Regions from separate parts of the Homo sapiens genome. Here region 2 is linked to region 1. Evidence: chromatin loops called from intact Hi-C (ENCODE). Cell type or tissue: gastrocnemius medialis. All regions are shown on one strand. Each heading gives the region's core, and the rest is flanking DNA. Links, peaks and the distances in the headings are about the cores only.

Region 1 (2,809 bases), core at 310-2,809:
CCGTCCCTGCACATCCCTACCCCCCGCCGTCATCCCCCTTCCCCGGGCCCCCAGGGCCTAGGGTTCCCCGGCGGCATCCCCGTCCGCCGGCCCGGCAGCGGCGGGAAGGGGCCAACCCTAAGAGCGAACCCCTGGAGAGCGGCAGCCCCGGACCAGGCACTGCCGAGGGCGCTTTGTGTGCTCATCACCTGGGAAGCGGCTGCAGGGCAAGGCCTGCGCCTACGCGGTCCCCGCAGACCCCCTGCCACGGGCCCGCCTTCCCAGTCCGTAGGGCCCTCGCCCGCGCACCTGTGCCCGCTGCTTCCCACCGCCTCCCTCTCTGCTTCCCTCCACCCGGGAGGATATGGGGCACTGGGCCAGGAGGCCGCCGGCACTCCAGGAGCAAGCAGCCTTCGAAGGGGTCCGGGCATGCCCACGGGCACGCCAGTGGGCGCGGGCAGAGGGCGCCGTGCGATGCATGCAGAGACGTGTGCCCGCCTAACCCTTCATGCCAGTTCACCCGGGGCACTGGGGGGAGCTGAAGCGGGGGGTCCTCTCCTGTCGGAAAGTCCCCTCAGCCCAGCGTGGCCAGGGCAGGGGGCAAACACGGGAGTGGCATTCCAGACCCAGAGGGGCCTGCTCAGAGGTTCCCATAAGACTTGTCAGGCTCTGAGCACCTGGGTCTGGGTGGGCTTCAGGTGTGGTGGCAGGTGCAGAGGAGGCCTGAGGACAGGGATCAGGGGCCTGGGGGGTTGTGTCCCCAGAGCTGTGGGGGCTCTTCACTCAAAATTTTCTGGTAGATAACTCTGGAGATGGTGCAGTGGCTGCTGTGCCGAGATGTAGACTGGGACCAGGGGACGGCTGGGGACGCTCACTGCTACTATCTTCAGTCAGAAGCCAGCCTGCCTATGGCTTCCTCCCCATTGTGCACTCCCCTCCCTCTCAGTCCTCGGTACCTCCCCTCTCCAGAATGTTTCCTCCTCTGAGTGTTTTTTTTTTTTTTCTAGGAAGGCAGGTATCTGTCCCTCCTGTTCAATTCTAGTAATAATTAATTTATCTGCTAAAGACCAGTGAGAGATGGAGGCCCTGGGTTGGCCAGCACGTCATGCCCAAATATGGTTGACTCTCCTGTAGCCCTGGGTGTCTACATGACACGTGGTGGGGCTGTGATCCGCCCAGCACATTCACTTCGGGGCAGCCTGTGGCCCCACTGGTTTTTCCCACTAGTAGTGGTGTTAGGGGGTGCAAATGGCATTTTCCAGTACTGAGGCCAACCCCTGTATATTGTCCCCTCTCCTGACCACTTTGAGACACACCTGCACCAAGTGCGCCTGGGCGTCTGGGAGCTGGGGTGGAGGTGGGAGGGAGGGCTGGGAAGGGGGAACCCATACAGACCCCTCCCTGCACGGGCCCCATTCAAGACGGGCTTGAAGTTGTCCTTCTGGTCCCCCTGCCCCACTGGAAAGCAAGTTCCCAGGCACGGAATTCCATCAATAATTGACTCTCTCTCCACTAAGGGCCATTGAGCTGGGTTGTCTGGGTTCATTCCTTAATCTTCAGAGCTCAGGGAAACTGAGTCAGAGTGACCAGTGGTCAATTCCAGCAGAAAGAGTGTCAGGAGGTGGGTGCCGTGTCTTCCAGCCCTAGCTTTTCCCTATTTAGAGGAAACAAGGAATGGGCGTGTAGAGGGTTCTTGTCCCTAGAACATAGTATCAACCGCCAGATGTCGCCCGATCCCAAAGCCACCAGATCGGGCAGTCCTGGGAAGCCAAAATCCAGCTCTTTCATATTTTCCCTTATTTGGAGTAGATTCTTGGATGTTAGGCACACCCCGCCCACCACACCACCCCTGGCCCTCAGACCCCAGGCCAGACCCTCCCACTGGGAGGTATAGCCCAAGCCCAGGAGCTGTTCAGCTGGGATCCCTAAGGAGCTGTTTCCAGGCCTGCGTAGCCAGGGGGCGCAGGAGGGAAGGAAGCCGCAGACTGGCAAGGTGAGAAGAGACCTGTGCTGGCAAGTCCAGGTGCGGCAGGTGAGGTCGCCCATTCCCAAGCTCCCACCTTGACGGTGCACTCGGAGCACTTACAAATGGGTCTGCCAGTGGATTTTAACCTATTTTGCCTGGCCCCAGGTGGCACGGGAATCTGGGGACATTGTTGGTTATATCCTGGCTGGCAGTGCGCATCCAACTCAGAGCCAACCTGGCATAGGGCCCAGGGCCCAACCAAGGAACCTGGCCTGGTCTCATCCTCACCATGGCCCCCATGGAGTAGAGCAGCCCCAGAACCAGCTCCCCTGTGCCCAAAGCAGCTGGTGCCCTGTGGACTCGAGCCAGCAAGGGACACGCTGTCCCCCTCCCAGTGGGCACACTGGCTGAGAAGTGTCCTTCCAGGTGGCCACTCGCCCTGAGTCCACACAAGTTCCTGGTGTCAGGGCCCTTCTCTCTCAGGCATGCAGTGGTCCGTTCATGGGCAAGTGCCCAGACACCCTCTCTCTCTCGGGGACCCCCCATGGCCTCAGGCTCCCACATTCGTGGGCACAGACATGGCTCGTGGGTCAACTAGGGAAGCTATTCTCTGGACACTCACTCCCAGATGCCAGGGGAGCCTCCATCGGCTCACGCATCCCAGCTGAACCTGGCCCGGACCTGGGCGCGAGCTGGCGCCTGCGTTTTCCGGCCTCTCTGCCCGCCTTCTCCAACCCCGCCCCCGGCCGACGAGGAGCGCGGCGACCCTACGGCGCGAAGCCGGGCCGCGGAGACCTCACCTGCTGTTCCTGAGAGCGACCGGTGACCGATGACCGCGGGGTGGCGCCCGGATCGCCTTCGCGC
Region 2 (6,838 bases), core at 1,353-3,852, 580 kb before region 1:
ACCTGCTGTCCTGGAAGAAGCCCCACCTAGAACACACCTGAGACGGTGGCAGAGCCAAGGTCTTCCCTGTCACTTGGGGATGCCCTGCCACTTGACCACCAGGCAGCAGCAAAGTGTTCCAGCCAATGGCAGAAGCATCATAGCCATTGGCCAAAGAGCCATGCCTTCCAGCTAGAAGTCCAGAAAGGCTCGGGCGGAGTCTGACCTCTCCCTGTCTGTGTGTCCCTGGCCGGCACTCATCAGTCCAAGCCAGGGGCTAGGAGAGGGTGCCCACAAGGACCAGAGCCCCGAGGATAGCTCAGCTGATCTGTGTGGCACCTGGATCTGCAAGCACAGGCACGGTCGGGACTTTTCTGTCTTCTCTCTAGCGCTTATCAACGGGTCGGGACTTTTCTGTCTTCTCTCTAGCGCTTATCAACATCTGAAATCATCTTATTTGGGGGCTCTTGTAAGCACGCAGAAAGCGGCTTCGATGGACCTTCCTCCAGGGAGCTTTCCCTGATGCCCTAAGGCTACTGAGCTGGGACCCTAAGGCCCTACTTACCCCCTTCCCTAGGTTATCACTGCATTGCTCCCTCCTCAACCCCTGAGCCCGAGAGGAGGGGCCAAGTCAGTGTGGTCCAATACTGTCACCCTAGGACCCAGCACAGTACCTGGCCCAGAGCTGGCACATAAGGAACATTTCCTGAGTGAACAAGCACATCAGAAAATGAAAAAAGATCTGGAGACTAGGGAGGCCTCGGTCCAAATCCACCATCCACTCTTCTTGAGATGGCTTCATGGCCTCATCTGAAATTCACAGAACGGAGGTACCTACTTTCCGTGACTGTTGGAAAGATTAGGGGACAGGAGGTGTGTGAGCTGCTCACAGTAGCTAGTGCCACACAGCACGCCTGCCCCTTCACCCCACTGGCCCCTCAGGTCAGAGTTCAAGGCTGGTGTCCCTGGGAGGTCACGGGTGGACCCCTGCAGCTCCCAGCAGTAGTTCCTCCTGGGCTTCAGCTGTGGCAGCAAGCCAATCTCCTGAGAGCATGGACCTCCCTCACAGATGGCAACATCACCACCAGGGCTGAGCTGAACCTCTCTGCCACCCGGTCCCTGTGCCAGGTGTTCCTTTGGGCTTTGGCAAAAGACCCAGAGAGCGCTCCAGATGGACTTCCCTGACCTTACTGTACAGATGCAGGCACCTTCCTTCAGGAGGTCGCAAAGGCTCTGCCTTGTGCCCTGACTTCCCTGTGAAGCCACCAATCAAAGGAGCCAAGTGTGAGGCAGGATGCAATATGTACACGCCTCCCGCTCTCCCATCACCCTTTCATGGTTCCATGGAAAGAAAGAACATCCACACCCCACATCTTATGCCTGCTGAGGCTTCTGTCTTTGGCATATTTCTGTTGGACCATGTGTCAATGGTGGCTGCATGTTTTCCTATGGCGTCCAAATCAGTGGGATTCAAGACCTGGGGTTCCTCTGTAAGGGTTCTCACACCCAGGACGGTCAGTCTCAGGGCAAGGCACTGCCCAGCTACCCACCGTTCACTGTCCCCTACTCCCACCCCAACGCACACACAGGCACACACACAGGGGAGGTCAGGGAGGAGGCACACATGTCTTCACCAAGAGCCTACAGGAGCCCAGTTGCTGGAGCCATCAGAGCCTCTGGAAAGCCACTATATACTGCCGTCCTTTCAGCAGCAAGGTGGGAGAAGTCAGCATCGTCAAGAGAATTTCATTAGGCACAAGCAGTCTCCCCCAGAGGTCAGAAGGAGAAAACATGGCAAGTAGAGATGTCCCTGGGGAGTGGCCGCAAAGTCACGGAGTTCTGGAAGGTCAGAGTTGACAGGATCCTTTGAGAACATGAAGTCTCCTCCCCTCTGGGTTCCAAAGGGGAAACTAGAACCCAGAGAGAGGAGGAAATGGCCTAAGGCCACGCAGTGGCTCAGTGTGGGAGCATGGCCTAGAGGTCAAACCTCTTACCCATCAGGGCCAGGTGCTGGCTGGCAGCTGCTTCAGATGGTTTCCAGCCCACCTAGGACCTAAATTAACCTCTTCTTAAATAAGTGTAAGGAAAGAAGACTCGGACCTGAATACGCAAGACCGCACACGGAGAAGAGCAGAAGCAAAACCCCCGCAGCCTCAGAAACCCTAGCTCCTTCCCATTCCAGGCGCCTCGAGGGGAAGGCATCTGGGGCTCTAAGACTGGGGGACTATGGGGGATGACTGGCAAAGTCCGGTTCTTTGCCACCGGGATAGGTGGCAAAGCGGTCCACGAGAGAGGAAACCGTGGAGAAATTTGAGTCCCGGAACCGGATTCCCGAAGCGGTTTGAGAAAGGCGGGCCGGGATACGTGAGTGACTGCCTCAGAAGGGCTCCTTCAAGGACACTAAGGAGGTGACAGCCGCCGTGGCCCACTCTCCCGGCCCGTCCGGAGGGCCCCCCGCCACCCGATGCAGACCCCCTGGGGGAGCCGGTCCAGGGCCAACTTCGGCCAATCCCCTCAGTGACAGCGGAGGCGGCCAATCAACCCCGGCGCGAAGCCCTTTCCCCGCCCCTGGTGGGGCCCCTAGCCAATCGGACTCCAGACTGCTTCGGGTGCGGCTACCCCACCGCTCCCCTGCGACCGCTGCCGCGGTCCCGTGGCTCTTTCCCTGCTCACCTCCCAGGGACGGCAGAGAAGGGCTGGCCCGAGCACCGCCTTCGCGGCGCTGCCGGCGACGGTCGCTACCTTCAGCGCCATGACGGAAAGTGAGAGCCTCCGCACGTCCCGACACGCAGATACCGCTCTCGCGAGAGTTCGACGGGGTGCGAAGTTTCGGGGACAGGCGCGGACCCGGTACTGCGCACGCGCGCGGTCGCACCGATTCACGCCCCCTTCCGGCGCCTAGAGCACCGCTGCCGCCATGTTGAGGGGGGGACCGCGACCAGCTGGGCCCCTGGCTCAGGGAGGGGCCACGTCAGTGCTGCCAGAGACGTCACAATGCCGGCCCAGCCGTTCGGTGCGCGATTGGCTGCCGCTGCCACTTACGCGTCGCTCTTCCTCGTTTGCCCCTCGTGTTCATGGGAGCTCGTTTTCTTTTCCTCTAGGCAGAGAAGAGGCGATGGCGGCGATGGCATCTCTCGGCGCCCTGGCGCTGCTCCTGCTGTCCAGCCTCTCCCGCTGCTCAGGTAGCGGCCCAGCCGGGGCTTCTTTCTTGCGAGCCTCTGACCCACGGCAGGTGGTGTTGGGGGCAGGAGGGATGCGGGGGTCCGGCCTTTCAGGGTCCGTCGCTGCGGGCCGGGCCTTCCCCCGAGAGGCAGGCGGCCTTGGGACGGGGGGACCAAAGCACCTCGCGCACGTTTACCGGCAGCCAGGCTTTTCCTTGTCTGCCCATACGAAGAGGAGTCCCCGAGCCTCCATGGTGCGCCCGGCCCCCAAGCTGCAGCACGGAACGTGACACATGTCCCGGCTCCCGCTCCCTGCGGGGTCGGACCGGAGCGAAGCTCTGTAGCGCTGAGCGATCGCGGCCAAAAACGGGGCTGGAGGAGCCACATAAGCTAGGAAGGGACCTCAGTGAGGAGAGGGAGCAAGAGCGGGGCGAGTTAGATGGGGAGCCAAAGGTGCGCAGGGCCTTGAGTGCCAGGCCGAAGACTGGCTTTTCCGGAGGGCCCTGCCTTACCCTTACCAGAGTTTTCGGCAGAGCCGACCAGGGGTCCCGTCGATTTGCATTCGTGAGGGGCTGAGGTCTGAACTCCAGAGTGTGTTTAGGAGGTGGCTGCAGCAGCCAGCCCCGGGCCCGGGGGCCAGGACTGGACAGGGGCGGCTTTCTCCACATTCCCTTTTCTGCCGTCCTTCAGGCCAGTAGCCTTGCTGCCTGCAACGTTTTGGCAGCCTAACTGGCCTCCCTTTCCGCACACTCCTCATCTGCCCCTCAGGAATTCCCTGAACTATAGTCAGGGACGTATCCAGAGGACAAGCCTGGCCATAAAACCCTTCGGGGGCTCCCCTGCGCCACAGGAAGCAGGCCCAACTTAGGCAGGACACAGAAGGGCTGGCGGGATCTAGCCCCTGAGAACTGCCTCCACGCTGTTCCTAGGGATCTGCCTCCTGTGGTCCAGACCCAGAGCCTTCTCTGACGTCCTCTGCTGAAGCCATCGTTCTGCCAGGGCACCACATTTGGACAGCGGGTGGCTGAGAACATTCCCACTTTGGGGAGCCTTTGTTTCACACCCTCTGATGTAGGCGGCAGCCTTCCTTTCCTTTGGGCCTCTGGTTATGGAGAAGGCTAAGGCAAGGTCCTTTCTCTCACAGCTAACAAGTTGTGCTTCTGGAACCAGAGTCTCTCCCGTTTACTTCTTCAGGAAACGCTGGGGCCAGTCTTCACCTTCTGTCAACTGGCCGGGGGCAGAGACCCTTTCTCTCATCTTGAAAGCCCCAGTGCATTGCCTGCCTGCAGCCCCCACCCCCGATGTCTCTGCTGAGGATGCCTTCAGTAACTCGTCCAGGCCGTTTGTGGCTCTGAATTGAGGCTGGCGTGGCCCCCGGGCCTCCGTGTCATAGGTCCAAGTGTTGGCATGTATTGTCCAGTGAATCCAGCCCCCACCTGTCCCCAGTTCGCTCTTCCTGCACACCTCCAGAAAGCCGGCCTTGCCCCTCCCCAGCCTTCCTTCACAGCCATCCCGCCTACGTTGCCATTGCATTTGTGACCGAGCACTTGGATCTGTCTCGCATATCCCACCTGGAAGGGGCAGGAAGAGCGCATGGGTCCCCAGCTGATCCGTGCTATGAGGCAGGGCCGGGCCATCCTGCCCTCAGACCGGGATACTCGAGCTGGCCTTACCCAGGCATCTCTCCCTCTTCCCCGCAGCCGAGGCCTGCCTGGAGCCCCAGATCACCCCTTCCTACTACACCACTTCTGACGCTGTCATTTCCACTGAGACCGTCTTCATTGTGGAGATCTCCCTGACATGCAAGAACAGGGTCCAGGTGAGACAGTGGGGTTTCAGACAGGAGGGCGGGTGGGGGGTGCTCCTCACTGCTAGTTGATGGGGGACCTGTGTCGATAGAGGGAGAATCAAGATTCCAACTCTTGGGGTGCCGGAGAGATCAGGGCACGGTGATGCCAGATCCTAGCCAGTGTTGACAGGTCACCTTCCTCACCTGCTTTGTGTGCTGTGCCTACACGAGGTAACCCTGGGCTCACCACCCGCTGTTTCCTGAATGAGTATCTGGACCGGGAGAAAGGGCCAGGAGTCAGCCCACCCCGGTTGCCATTGGCCAGTTTGTCTGTGTGGGTGTTTTGTTTTTGTTTTTGTTTTTTGTTTGTTTTTTTGAGATAGGGTCTCACTCTGTTGCCTCAGCTGGAGTGCATTGGCACGATCTTGGCTCACTGCAGCCTCCACCTCCCGGGTTCAAGCGATTCTCCTCTCAGTCTCCTAAGTAGCTGGGATGACAGGTGCTCGCCACCATGCCCAGCTAAGTTCCCATAAGTCCAAAGAAGGAAATGGGGCCTTTTTTGGGTATGGCCCTCTTAGGGTAAAGCACCCCTTGGGCAGCCCACTGGGCACCCCTGACCCCAGCACCTCCCTTGTAGACTCAGGAAATCACTCAGCCCTTTTGATCATCCCGCCCCTGCTCACAGTCAACAGGGTTCCTATGCGTCCAGTTAGGCCCGGCCATGGGGATCTGGCCTTGTGCCCCCGTAGGGAAGACCAATGCAGAGGGCCAGTCACGGGATTGGTGAGTGTTACTTGGTACCTCCTGCCAGGGACACTGCAGCCCCCAACTGGGCCTAGCCTGCCCACCTGCAGGCCGTGTGAGCAGCGCACAGGGCTCCTCTGCCCACACCCAGAGGGGGCAGAAGGTGACCCTGCCTTTGTTCCCTCACCCAGAACATGGCTCTCTATGCTGACGTCGGTGGAAAACAATTCCCTGTCACTCGAGGCCAGGATGTGGGGCGTTATCAGGTGAGGGGCCAATGGTTCCCTTGCTAGGGGGCTCCCTGCTCCCGGGTGTGACCTGAAGCCCCAGGGGTGGCCGGTCAACCAGGGCCAGGGGCCGTGGGCTCTGGCTGCCGGAGTGCTGCAGTGTCGGCACTGGTGGTCAGGGTGGCCCCTCCGTGTCCACTCTGCCCACACTCTGCTCAACACCCAACCCAGGTGTCCTGGAGCCTGGACCACAAGAGCGCCCACGCAGGCACCTATGAGGTTAGATTCTTCGACGAGGAGTCCTACAGCCTCCTCAGGAAGGTGAGGACTCCTGTAGCCCACTGTGCTCCCCTGTCCCTGGGGAGCAGGATGGGCTGGGTTGGGAGGTGCTGGCAGCAAGTCCTGAGCTGGGTGGCCTTTCTGTGATCCTGTCCCTTCCTCAGTGTCTCTTGCCCATTTCTCTCCTTTCCTTTTCTGGGGCTTGGGCCGGTGTTCCTACCTGTCTTTCCCCTCCCCTCCCCACCCCCACACGCCAGGCACCCCTGACCCCAGCACCTCCCTTGCACCTCCCTTGCAGGCTCAGAGGAATAACGAGGACATTTCCATCATCCCGCCTCTGTTTACAGTCAGCGTGGACCATCGGGTGAGTGGCCTGGTCCCTCCTCCTTTTTGGGGTTGTTGGGCTGAGTGAAGGTTATCCTCTCCACAGCCCCAGCTCTGCTGCTGGGCCGTGATTGGCCAGCATGTCTTGGTTCCCCTGGCGGAAGGTGACCAGGGCTGGCTGGTCTGCTCACCTGTACTCCCCTGAGCTGGCTTGTGATCTCCTTTTTTTCAGGGCACTTGGAACGGGCCCTGGGTGTCCACTGAGGTGCTGGCTGCGGCGATCGGCCTTGTGATCTACTACTTGGCCTTCAGTGCGAAGAGCCACATCCAGGCCT

Evidence for each region. Peaks named below come from ENCODE experiments on the same cell type or tissue, not always from the same donor. Only the 100,000 strongest peaks of a DNase experiment are listed, where the experiment ranks them.
Region 2: a loop joins it to region 1, with 5 times the contacts of the local background. A loop is called at or near these places in 3 of 110 quality-filtered maps.

What each region holds. Positions count from the first base shown.
Region 1 is chrX:154,371,761-154,374,569 of GRCh38, forward strand. It overlaps FLNA (filamin A), which reads right to left. Exons shown (of 48, transcript NM_001110556.2): 1 at 2,746-2,809. Among named protein-coding and RNA genes, the nearest start is that of FLNA, 1.5 kb to the right of the region's middle. RefSeq lists enhancers at 1-427, 1,612-1,661 and silencers at 1-205, 1,149-1,208, 2,751-2,809. In gastrocnemius medialis, for the core only: CTCF peaks have their summits at 1,735 (motif pointing right) and 1,948; DNase peaks (open chromatin) are centred at 1,714 and 1,923; H3K4me3 peaks cover 806 bases; H3K27ac peaks cover 1,934 bases.
Region 2 is chrX:153,791,594-153,798,431 of GRCh38, forward strand. IDH3G (isocitrate dehydrogenase (NAD(+)) 3 non-catalytic subunit gamma) reads right to left here and starts at 2,782. Exons shown (of 13, transcript NM_004135.4): 1 at 2,653-2,782. The coding sequence starts at 2,733. It overlaps SSR4 (signal sequence receptor subunit 4), which reads left to right and starts at 3,075. Exons shown (of 6, transcript NM_006280.3): 1 at 3,075-3,161; 2 at 4,841-4,959; 3 at 5,865-5,939; 4 at 6,132-6,221; 5 at 6,478-6,543; 6 at 6,736-6,838. The coding sequence starts at 3,095. RefSeq lists enhancers at 2,145-2,872, 2,772-3,031 and a silencer at 2,332-2,481. In gastrocnemius medialis, for the core only: no CTCF peak of the experiment used is centred there; DNase peaks (open chromatin) are centred at 2,538 and 2,898; H3K4me3 peaks cover 2,340 bases; H3K27ac peaks cover 2,500 bases.